3 separate regions of the Homo sapiens genome follow, and all the other regions are linked to region 3. Evidence: chromatin contacts called from ENCODE Hi-C or POLR2A ChIA-PET data. All regions are on one chromosome and are shown on one strand. Each heading gives the region's core, a stretch centred on a gene start or an enhancer-like site at or near the end of the contact. The rest is flanking DNA. Distances are from core to core; before and after follow the strand shown.

Evidence for each region. A loop is a pair of places that touch in the nucleus more often than their neighbours do. ChIA-PET counts read pairs that join two places held with the same protein, here RNA polymerase II (POLR2A). Pooled maps may share reads with other maps.
Region 1: a pooled map shows a loop between it and region 3 (2.1-fold over the local background). The contact joins the promoter of NTN4 here to the promoter of ELK3 in region 3. A Hi-C loop is called at or near these places in 2 of 168 maps with a recorded cell type or tissue (PC-9 and mammary epithelial cell) and 2 of 50 pooled maps. POLR2A ChIA-PET finds 5 or more read pairs at or near these places in 1 of 52 experiments (MCF 10A).
Region 2: a loop to region 3 is called in a map with no recorded cell type, with 13 times the contacts of the local background. The contact joins the enhancer-like site here to the promoter of ELK3 in region 3. A Hi-C loop is called at or near these places in 13 of 37 single-sample maps with no recorded cell type and 4 of 50 pooled maps. POLR2A ChIA-PET finds 5 or more read pairs at or near these places in 1 of 52 experiments (AG04450).

Annotation. Positions count from the first base shown.
Region 1 is chr12:95,789,386-95,792,285 of GRCh38, reverse strand. It overlaps NTN4 (netrin 4), which reads left to right and starts at 1,522. Exons shown (of 10, transcript NM_021229.4): 1 at 1,522-2,031. The coding sequence starts at 1,977.
Region 2 is chr12:95,698,941-95,701,786 of GRCh38, reverse strand. The region is part of intron 5 of NTN4 (netrin 4); the gene reads left to right. Among named protein-coding and RNA genes, the nearest start is that of NTN4, 90 kb to the left of the region's middle. RefSeq lists enhancers at 1,296-1,345, 1,396-1,465. Within about 2 kb of position 1,291, at least 6 of the 41 ENCODE cell types and tissues checked have a DNase peak (open chromatin) inside an H3K27ac peak, as active enhancers do.
Region 3 is chr12:96,192,800-96,195,881 of GRCh38, reverse strand. ELK3 (ETS transcription factor ELK3) reads right to left here and starts at 1,507. Exons shown (of 5, transcript NM_005230.4): 1 at 1,177-1,507. RefSeq lists an enhancer at 132-211 and a silencer at 1,543-1,682.

The DNA of each region.
Region 1 (2,900 bases), core at 273-2,772, 400 kb after region 3:
CCTTTGTTTAATTTGCCTTGGCTATTAAGTTAACATTTATGCTAAGAACCTTTGGCTGTTATAGTTTCCTATCATTTATTTGGTAAAAAGATTAATTGGAGAGGTGTTTCAATGGCTCCATTAGGAGATATGAAGAAAGCCCCACCATTGCCAGTATTTGGGAACTCAAAGCGTTTATTTTCTAAAGCAGGTGATGCTACATGAATTGCTGTCCACACCTTCTGCTACTTTCCTCTGTTGGCCAGAAGAATAATTTTAATGTCGCCCAAATGGATTATGCTGACCTCAACCCAGATCCCCCTGGGAGATATAAACTTCTTATATGTTCCTGGCTGGGTCATTGTAAATAATATCTACATGTATCCCAAAGCTCTGAATTATCCTCATCTGTAACAGACACAACGACTAAATGGTATCTGGAACGTAGTTAATTTTCTGGAAAATATTCAAAGGAACAAAATGAGCACTGCAATACAAAATTGCTGTCGACTTAACTTTTGCCAGTTTCCCTGGATGTGTAAGTAGAATTATATTTTCACAGAACTTGCAAAAATCTCAGACTCGGCTGCTATTTAATCTCTTTCCAGAAGCACCAGCCCTGAGCAATCCTATCTGCAATTAGCTGCGTGTGGTTGCTACTAAATTGCTCCCCATAAGTTAGTTCCTAACACTGTTTCACAGCACGGCATACTCTATAAAGGGAGAACGCTTGGAAGGACCGAAGAGTTCCCTTTGTCGTGCCCTTGCCCTGCCTCTGGACAACGATGTTCTTACACTGCCGACTAGCTAATCCTGTGACCCTTTTCTTTCAGCACCTTGAGTTTGAGTTAGGCAATACCTCTTACACCAAAGTGGGCACACCTTCGGATCATGTAGGCAGCGATTGTTTAGCCGAGACATCCCCCTACCCCCGCAAAAGGCAGCAGAGAAGCGGCGAACGCCGCTTAGCAGTTGGCGCGCTCTCAGTGCGGGTGACGCGGGGCTGGGTTGGGGTGTTCCGTCCCCGGGTCGTGGGACTCCCCGAGAGGGGGTGGCTGGAGGAGGAGGGAGGGCTTGTTTCGCTGGGGGATGTGGGAAGTAGGCGCTAGCCTGTTTCGCGGTTTTTTAAGCCCCTTGGCATGCCCTGACCTGATCTAGAGGGAGTCTACTGCTCTTAGGAATGTTCCGGGAGAAGGTGGGAGATTGCTTCCCAGGGGAGGCCTGTGGGTGCTGCAGGGCACCAGGGGGGTCACTAGGGAGATGCAGGGCGCGGGCCAGGAGGGGCGCCAGGGCAGCCGGGGGCCAGGCTGAGGCGACCGGGACCAGCGGGCAGCCGGGCGTCGGGGGCGTCGGTCGGGGCGCGGGGGACCCCCCCCCCGGGCGGCAGCGGCAGCGGCGATCCGATCCCGCGGGCTGCGCCGCCCGGGCTGTCAAGCGCGGGGGGCGGGCGGGAGGAAGGGGTGGAGGTGCGAGGGGAGGAGGGCTGGCACCGGAGCGCCGCGGCGTCGGTGCAATAAAAATGCATCGCATGGAACTGCCCGTGGAGAAGGACGGGACGGAGCCGGGGCAGCCAGAAGAGGTGGGAAAAGCGGAGGAGGACGCCCAGGAGGAGGCGGCGGCGGCGGCCGGGAAGTGAAAGGTCTCGCAAAGTTCAGCGGCGGCTGCGGGCGCCGAGCCCCGGGCTAGCGGCAGACGAGCCCGCAGGGCCGCTCCGCGGGGCAGCGCAGCCAGGCCGGCTATGGTCCCGGGGCTCCCGCCGCCCCCCAGGTGCCCGGGACCCGCCAGGCCGGTGCGCGAGGGTCACCCCACCTCCCCGCGCGGTCCCGGCCCCTGGCTCCCAGCTGCCGGCGACCGCTGACCGAGCCCGGCGCCCCAGGAGGAGGAAGAAACCAGGGCCCCGTTCCCTCCCGAGGACGGCGGCGCTTCATCCCGCAGCCCAGAGGTCTCGGCTCCCTCCGGCACCCGCCCGGCCCGGCTGCTCCCGGCTCCTCCCGGCCATGGGGAGCTGCGCGCGGCTGCTGCTGCTCTGGGGCTGCACGGTGGTGGCCGCAGGTGGGTGGTGACGCGGCGGGGCCCCCACCCCTTCCCTCGCTGCTTCTCTAACCCATCTCGGGACTCGGGGGTGCAGGGGAGCCAGGGCTGCGAGCGCAGAGCGCTGCTCCCGAGGGTGAAATGAGTGGCCATGTTCCGCCTCCTTTCCCCGGGGCTCCGCAGTTTCAAATACTATTGATTTATTTTTACAACTGGGATACACATGCGCTTGGATAACCAGCTATCCTGGGTGCGCCCTGCCGGGGATACTGCGACCGGGGTTTCTTTCTTGGTTTGGCTTGTTAAAAAACTGCTTTTCCACTTGGTGAGGGAACAAAGGACCCAGCTCGCCATCCCCCGGCACTTCATGGCCTAAGGAATGATGAGGAGGGGTGGCCCAGCGACCCTGGGCGCGCGTGGGCTGGGGCCGGTCTCTGGTAGAAGCCCATCGCTGGTGTCCCTGACCTGGTGCTGGGTACTAGAGAACCAGGTAAGGACACCTGGGGCAGGGCTGAGCGCCCTCTCCCCGGAGCAGTGACTGGAACGCAGTGGGACTCCTGGCTTGGACGATAGGTGGTGATCACCCCGGGCTTGCATTGAGCTGGCTGGCCGCCCCTGGGGAATTGGTACCCTGGCAGAGACTCTGCGGGAGGTCGGAGGCGGGTCTGCTCCCTGGCTCGGTAACTGGACAACCGGCGTCGGCGTCGGCAGATGCCCTCTCCCTCCCACTCCCATCCTGGCTTTCTTGGGCTGCCCTAGGCCACCGGCTCCTGGCTCGTGGTTTCTGTATTCGGGAGCCCCTTCTGCTCCTCTCCCTCCCTCTTGCGGGTCACCTGGTTTCCAGTTAGGCGTAAGCGCAGCCCTGTAGGTGAGGGGGAGAGATGTGAGGG
Region 2 (2,846 bases), core at 42-2,541, 490 kb after region 3:
TTACTGGTTCCACGAATGTTCTAGGAGATTTTTCCTCCCACTCTCCTGAGAAGCACCATGCTAAATGCTATGGTTTTATGTGTACATTTTTACTTAATGGTTATAAATTCATCAAACCTGAAGAAACGAGGCCCTGAACCAAATCTTCTAGCCAATAGATTTATTTCTTGTGAGCAATTAAATCATCCCTGTTCTCACTTCCTCTTTATTTCAACCTTAATCAGAGTCTACTGTTGGACCCAGCACAATCAACTACACATTACCATGCCAAGAAATCACTTCTGAGGATTCCAGGGATGTTGTTTGTTTTTTTAAGACTGGGGAGATCACTGAAACTGAATTTATTTCTACAGCTTAGGAAAAAAAAATTTTTGAAAGGACAGTGCATTTAAGGTCTGTAAACACAAGGGAAAACATGAATCTCTCCAGCTGAACCTAGGGCTGAGAACAGAAATGGAGGCTCAAAGTGACTCGTTGCTCAGGCACAGAAGGAAAAAGGGGAATGTAATTCTCACTGTGTACTGAGGTACTTTGAGGAATCTCATCTCTCTGTTCAAAAAGTGGATAGTCTCTTTTAGAGTAACTCACTTGAAACCTTTAAAGTCACCTATGTGACTTTGGTAACCTATAACACAGGTAGATTTTTCTATAGCAGGCATATTTTTAAAATGTGACAGCAGGGGTGGTGGCTCACACCTGTAATCTCAGCACTTTGGGAGGCCAAGTGGGCAGATCACCTGAGGTCAGGAGTTCAAGACCAGCCTAGCCAACATGGTGAAACCCTGTCTCTACTAAAAATACAAAAATTAGTTGGGAATGGTGGAGGGCGCCTGTAGTCCCAGCTACTTGGGAGGCTGAGGCAGGAGAATCACTTGAACCGAGGAGGCAGAAGTTGCAATGAGCCAAGATTGCACCACTGCACTCCAACCTGGGCAACAGAGGGAGACTCTGTCTCAAAAAAAAAAAAAAAAAGAAAGAAAGAAAGAAAAAAGAAAGGGAAGAAAAGAAAAAGAAAGAAAGAAAAAAGAGAATAACCTTCCTAGATAATTGTGTACTGGCTTTTGCGGCAGGGTTCGTGGTGGGAGGGAACCCTGACCTGATTCACACCATTTAGCAATTTCTGTGGTTGAAACATTCTCACCACGGCCAGTTTCAAACTCTCAGGTCATTTTTCATCAGGAAGTCAGACTCAGACTCTGAGTCAAAAGTAGAACGGTTTGGACAAGGTCTTGCCTCCACTTTCACAGCCCCACTTCTCTCACCTCAAGTCATTGGTTCCCAAACCTGGCTGTGGGTCAGAATCACCAGGGAGCACTTACTCAAAATGTGCAATCTTAGAGTCCTGCCCAGAATACACTGAATCAGAATCTCCAACAGGGCGTCCGGACAGAAATCTGCATTCCTTTAAAAAGCATCGTTGGTGACTCTGATTCAGCCTTTTGGCCTCTTGGCTCAGCATTTGAAAACCACTGCTTATAGCAGTCTTGTCTCTAGCATAAGCTCTCTTTAAAAAAAAATTAATTAGCTGAGCATGATGGTATGCACTTGTAGTCCCAGCAACTCAGGAGGCTCAGGCAGGAGGACCACTTGTGCCCAGGAGTTTGAGGCTGCAGTGAGCCATGATCACACCACTGCACTACACAACCAGGGTGGCAGACTGAGACCCTAAGTAAAAAAAAAAAAAAAAAAAAAAAAAAAAAAAAAAATCCTCACTTTAGAAGAATACACTGTTTGAAACAGGTGTTTAAAGAAATGCCTGTAGAACAGAATTAACTCCTTTTAGGAAACAACCAGTTAATTCCTTTACAATAAATTTATTGACTTTTATGCCAAGACACATATTTTAAACTATTACATAGTCTTTCTCCATATTAAAAGGAAAATCAGAAAATGGAAAAGAAAGCAGAATTCATTCTCTGTCAAAGTAAACAACCTCTTGAAAGATTGGCATGCCCTTCCTTCCTCCCTGATGGGCCAAAATAAATGTAGTCAATTGCCCTTTAGCACAGAGTGAATAAAAATAAACTTGGTCTCTCTGCCCTAAAACCCAAACCAAGCATTTACCAAGATAGCATCTGGTTTCATGGCTACCTACCCAAATGAACCAGCTATCTTTGTAAAGAAAGGGTTATATCATCCAGATCTTTTTTTTTTTTTCCTTCTTTCTGGCTTAGGTGAAAACTACTCAGCTGTTGGAGATGCAGGTGCTTTGGGTGGATGACTCTCTTGCCTCAGTCTCTATTGCCATTCTTCACATTCTACTCAAATAGCCCCTTCTCATGATGCTCTCAGGAAGAGTCTCTGCATTTCCGTTTGCACTGATCTCTCTTAAACAGTTATTTCATTTTACCTCCTGTATAGTGATGCTTCCATTTCAGTCTATCTTTCAAGTACAATTTTTACACTAATTAAATCCAGAATACCTTACCACAATTACACATGTAAGAAAACATAAGCACCTTTCATTTGTTTATTCTCGTGCCTGTGAACCAGTCCATTCCTTCCCAAAGGTTATTGAGGTCTCTTCAAATAGTAACTTGTGGGCTTTTTCTTTCAAATTGTAGGTTTGGCAAAGTCACGTGAGTTCATTTTATACCATATAAACAACATAGACATCCTTGTTTTATATTGAAAGCAACTGTGAATGATTCCAGCATAGAATCAATATGAAGTAACTGTTTGTGGAAACCACACTTTAAATAGAACAGTAACTTGGCAGTAATAGTTGGGAAACTTTAATCTCAGCTTTTTTTTTTTTTTTTAATCCAAGAAGTAAAACCAGAGTTTAAGAAGTGAGAGAAATAGAGAAAATAGATATGTCATAACATAATAATCATACTAAGGCA
Region 3 (3,082 bases), core at 258-2,757:
CGGGGAAGGGGCGGGGGACCCCTCGAACACTACAAAGGAAACTGTAAAAGGCACAAATACATAAACCTAAGAAGGAGCAAACCACAGTTTCTTTGTGAGCTCCTCTAGTGAGTCATTTTCAAGATGCTGTCTGCTGCCAGTTTCAAAGCGGAAGCGCATGGCAATTAGTCTTGCCGTTTCCAGACAAGCCAGAAACTCTCCCGACACTCGTTTTTTTTTCTTTCTAAAAAGCCCCTTTTGCAGTTTCTGAAATAACATTTCTTGCTTCCACCTCCACCCGCCGCCTAACTGCAGCTTGTCCCTAGGATGATTCGGTTCAGAAAAGATAACAAAACCAAGACCTTTTATTTTTGCTTTTTAACTACTCCAAAATCTTAATCCCGCCTCCCCAAAAGTTACAGTAGCGTCACAGGCCAACGTTGAGTTCGAAGGTAAACAGGGATGGGGAGTGGAAGGGGCCCCAAGATCATTTCTTGCCTGGTCCTTCTCCAAAACCATGCCCAATAGAGACCACCGGCTTTTAAATGTCCGATGGGGCGTGCGCCTGGGGCGGTGACCTGGGCGGGGGTCACCTGCCAAGCGAGAGTGGACGCAGCCCCCAGCCCCACACCTTCGCGACCCATGTCCTCCACCGCCCTCTCCATCCCTGTCTTCCTCCCTGGATCCGAGCACCAGTGCACTTTGCCCACTCGAGGGGAGCCTGACTGCGGTCCCAGCTGGAAGGTCGGCGGTGGTCCAGCCTCCAGGCACTCAGCCTGCTCCTGCCACGGTTCTTCCCAGGGACCCGAAGTCTCGCCGTCCCCCGCTCCCCGCGCTGCCTGCAGCGGGGCCCTGGGCGAGCTCCCAGGGTTGCACGCCCGGCGCCCCTTCCTCTGGGGTCGCAGCGCAGCCCCAGGGAGGGGAGCCGCGGGCGCAGGGTCCCCGCAGCCCCGGGCCCGGCGCGAGCTCGGGCGACGGCGGTGGCAGCGACGCGGGCGCAGGAGCATCCGCGGCGCCCCCTCCCCGCGGCCGGCCCTCCCGCGCGGACGCACCGCCACCCCCACCCCGGCCCGCAGCCCACCCCGCGGCGCCCCCCGCCCCACCCCCACCGCGCCCAAGAAAAGAAAGAAAAAAAGAAAACACCCCCAAACAAACTTTTTAAGTGTCCGAGCAACAGGCAGAAGCCCTGTTACCTACCCAGATGTGGGGGAGTCTTCTTCGGGGGGAATTTCTAGGAGGACCCGGGCGAAAGCCCCCGACTTTCCATGCTGACAGGCGTCTGCAGACGGTCTGTGGCTCTTGTAATGAGATCCTGATTTTTCCCCCTTTTTTTCTTTCTCTCGCTCCTCTTTTTTTTTCCCCTCTGGTGTGTGTGAGAGCAGGAAGTTGGAGCAGTCAGGCCGAGCCGGCTCACTTCCTTTACTGCATTATTCCCCAGGCGGTGTGCAGTCTGTGTAAACAGGCTTTTCCGCCCCGCGCCGCGCGCCCCGGCCGCGGCTGTGCGCCGGGGCTGGCCGCCCAGGCCCGCGCCTCCCCCGCCGCCCCGGCCCCGTGCGCGCCCCGCACCGCCCCCACCCGCCCCGCTTCCTGCGCGGCCACCCCGGGGAGGAGCCTCCGACCCGCGGCGACTCCGCGCGGCCGCAGCCCCTCCCCACGGGGAGGGGGGTCCGCCCGCAACCCGCAGAAGCCGCCGCGCTTCCCGGGACACCGGGGATCCCTCCTCACCTCAACCCCTGGGGGTCGAGCGCGCGGGGCACCACGACGGGGTCGTGCCCTGCGCAGTTGGCCCGGGAGGGGGGTCCCGAGGTGGGGAGGCGGCTGGACTCGCTGTTTCCCATCCGCTGGGATGGAAGAGTTGGGGGGCAGAGGGGAATCGAGAGTGGGGTTCAGGGTTTGGTTGCTCTGGGCAAAGGACTGCTTTTCTTGTGGGTGCGGGCACAGTTTCCGTCTGGGGTTGGAGATGGACACCGTTCCTGTCTGGGTTTTCGGTGTTTTAAAAGCCAGCCCTCGGCCGGGCGTGCTGGCTCACGCCTGTAATCTGAGCACTTTGGGAGGCCAAGGCGGATGGATCACCTAAGGTCAGGAGTTCGAGACCAGCCTGGCCAACACGGCGAATCCCCGTCTGTACTAAAAATACCAAAACAACAACAACAAAAACAGCCAGGTGTGGTGGTGGGTCCCTATAATCCCAGCTACTTGGCAGGCTGAGGCGAGAGAATCGCTTGAACCTGGGAGGCAGAGGTTGCAGTGAGCTGAGATCGCCCCATTGCACTCCAACCTGGGCAACCAGCGAAACTCCGTCTCAAAAAAATAAAAAAGCCAGCCCTCAGTTGGGGGGCGAGCCTGTGGGGAAAGGATAAGGAGCCACAACACTGGAAGTCATGGAAATAATGCCCGCAGGGTCAGAGACTGAGGCTTGAAGGGAGCCTCTGTGGTCTCAGAACTGGTCTTCACACCTCCACATCCCTCAAGGAGGTCCTGCCTCTGAGGGCTCAGGCCAGGCTCTGATGGGAGAGCCTGCCCATTGCCCTAGGCTGAGACAAGGTTGGGGGGGATGGCTGTTGAAGAGCCTCTCCCTTCCCAGGCCTGCGCCCCAACCTCACTGCTCACCTTCCAGAACCTTCCATTCCCATGCCGCCACTTAGCAGCCCAGACCCCTGGTTTTCAAACTTGACCCAAGGGGCTTGTTAAACCACTAGTGGCTGGGCCTCTCCTGGAGTCCCAGATTCAGTAGGTCGGGGGTGGTTCCGGGCCCCGGCTAATGTCAGAATCACCTGGGGAGTGTTTTGACACTCTCCAACAATATACTCAACCCAGGCCAATTAAGTCAGATTCTCTGGGGGCCGGGTGTGAGTCCTTTCAAAAGGACCACATTCTAAGAGTTCCTCCACTACGTTTGTTTCTAGTTTTGCAGTCTCTCCTGAAAGATTATTTTGTTTACAAATTTCTCACTGCCATCAACTGTGAGCTGCTAAAGGGCACGGGGTATGTTTTACTGATTAGTACCACATCCCAGCTCCAAGTGCCTATCAGAGCACACAGGTGATAGGAATTTCCTTCGGGCATTTGCTTCAGGGCTCCTGTGGGTAGTCCACTGGAAAGG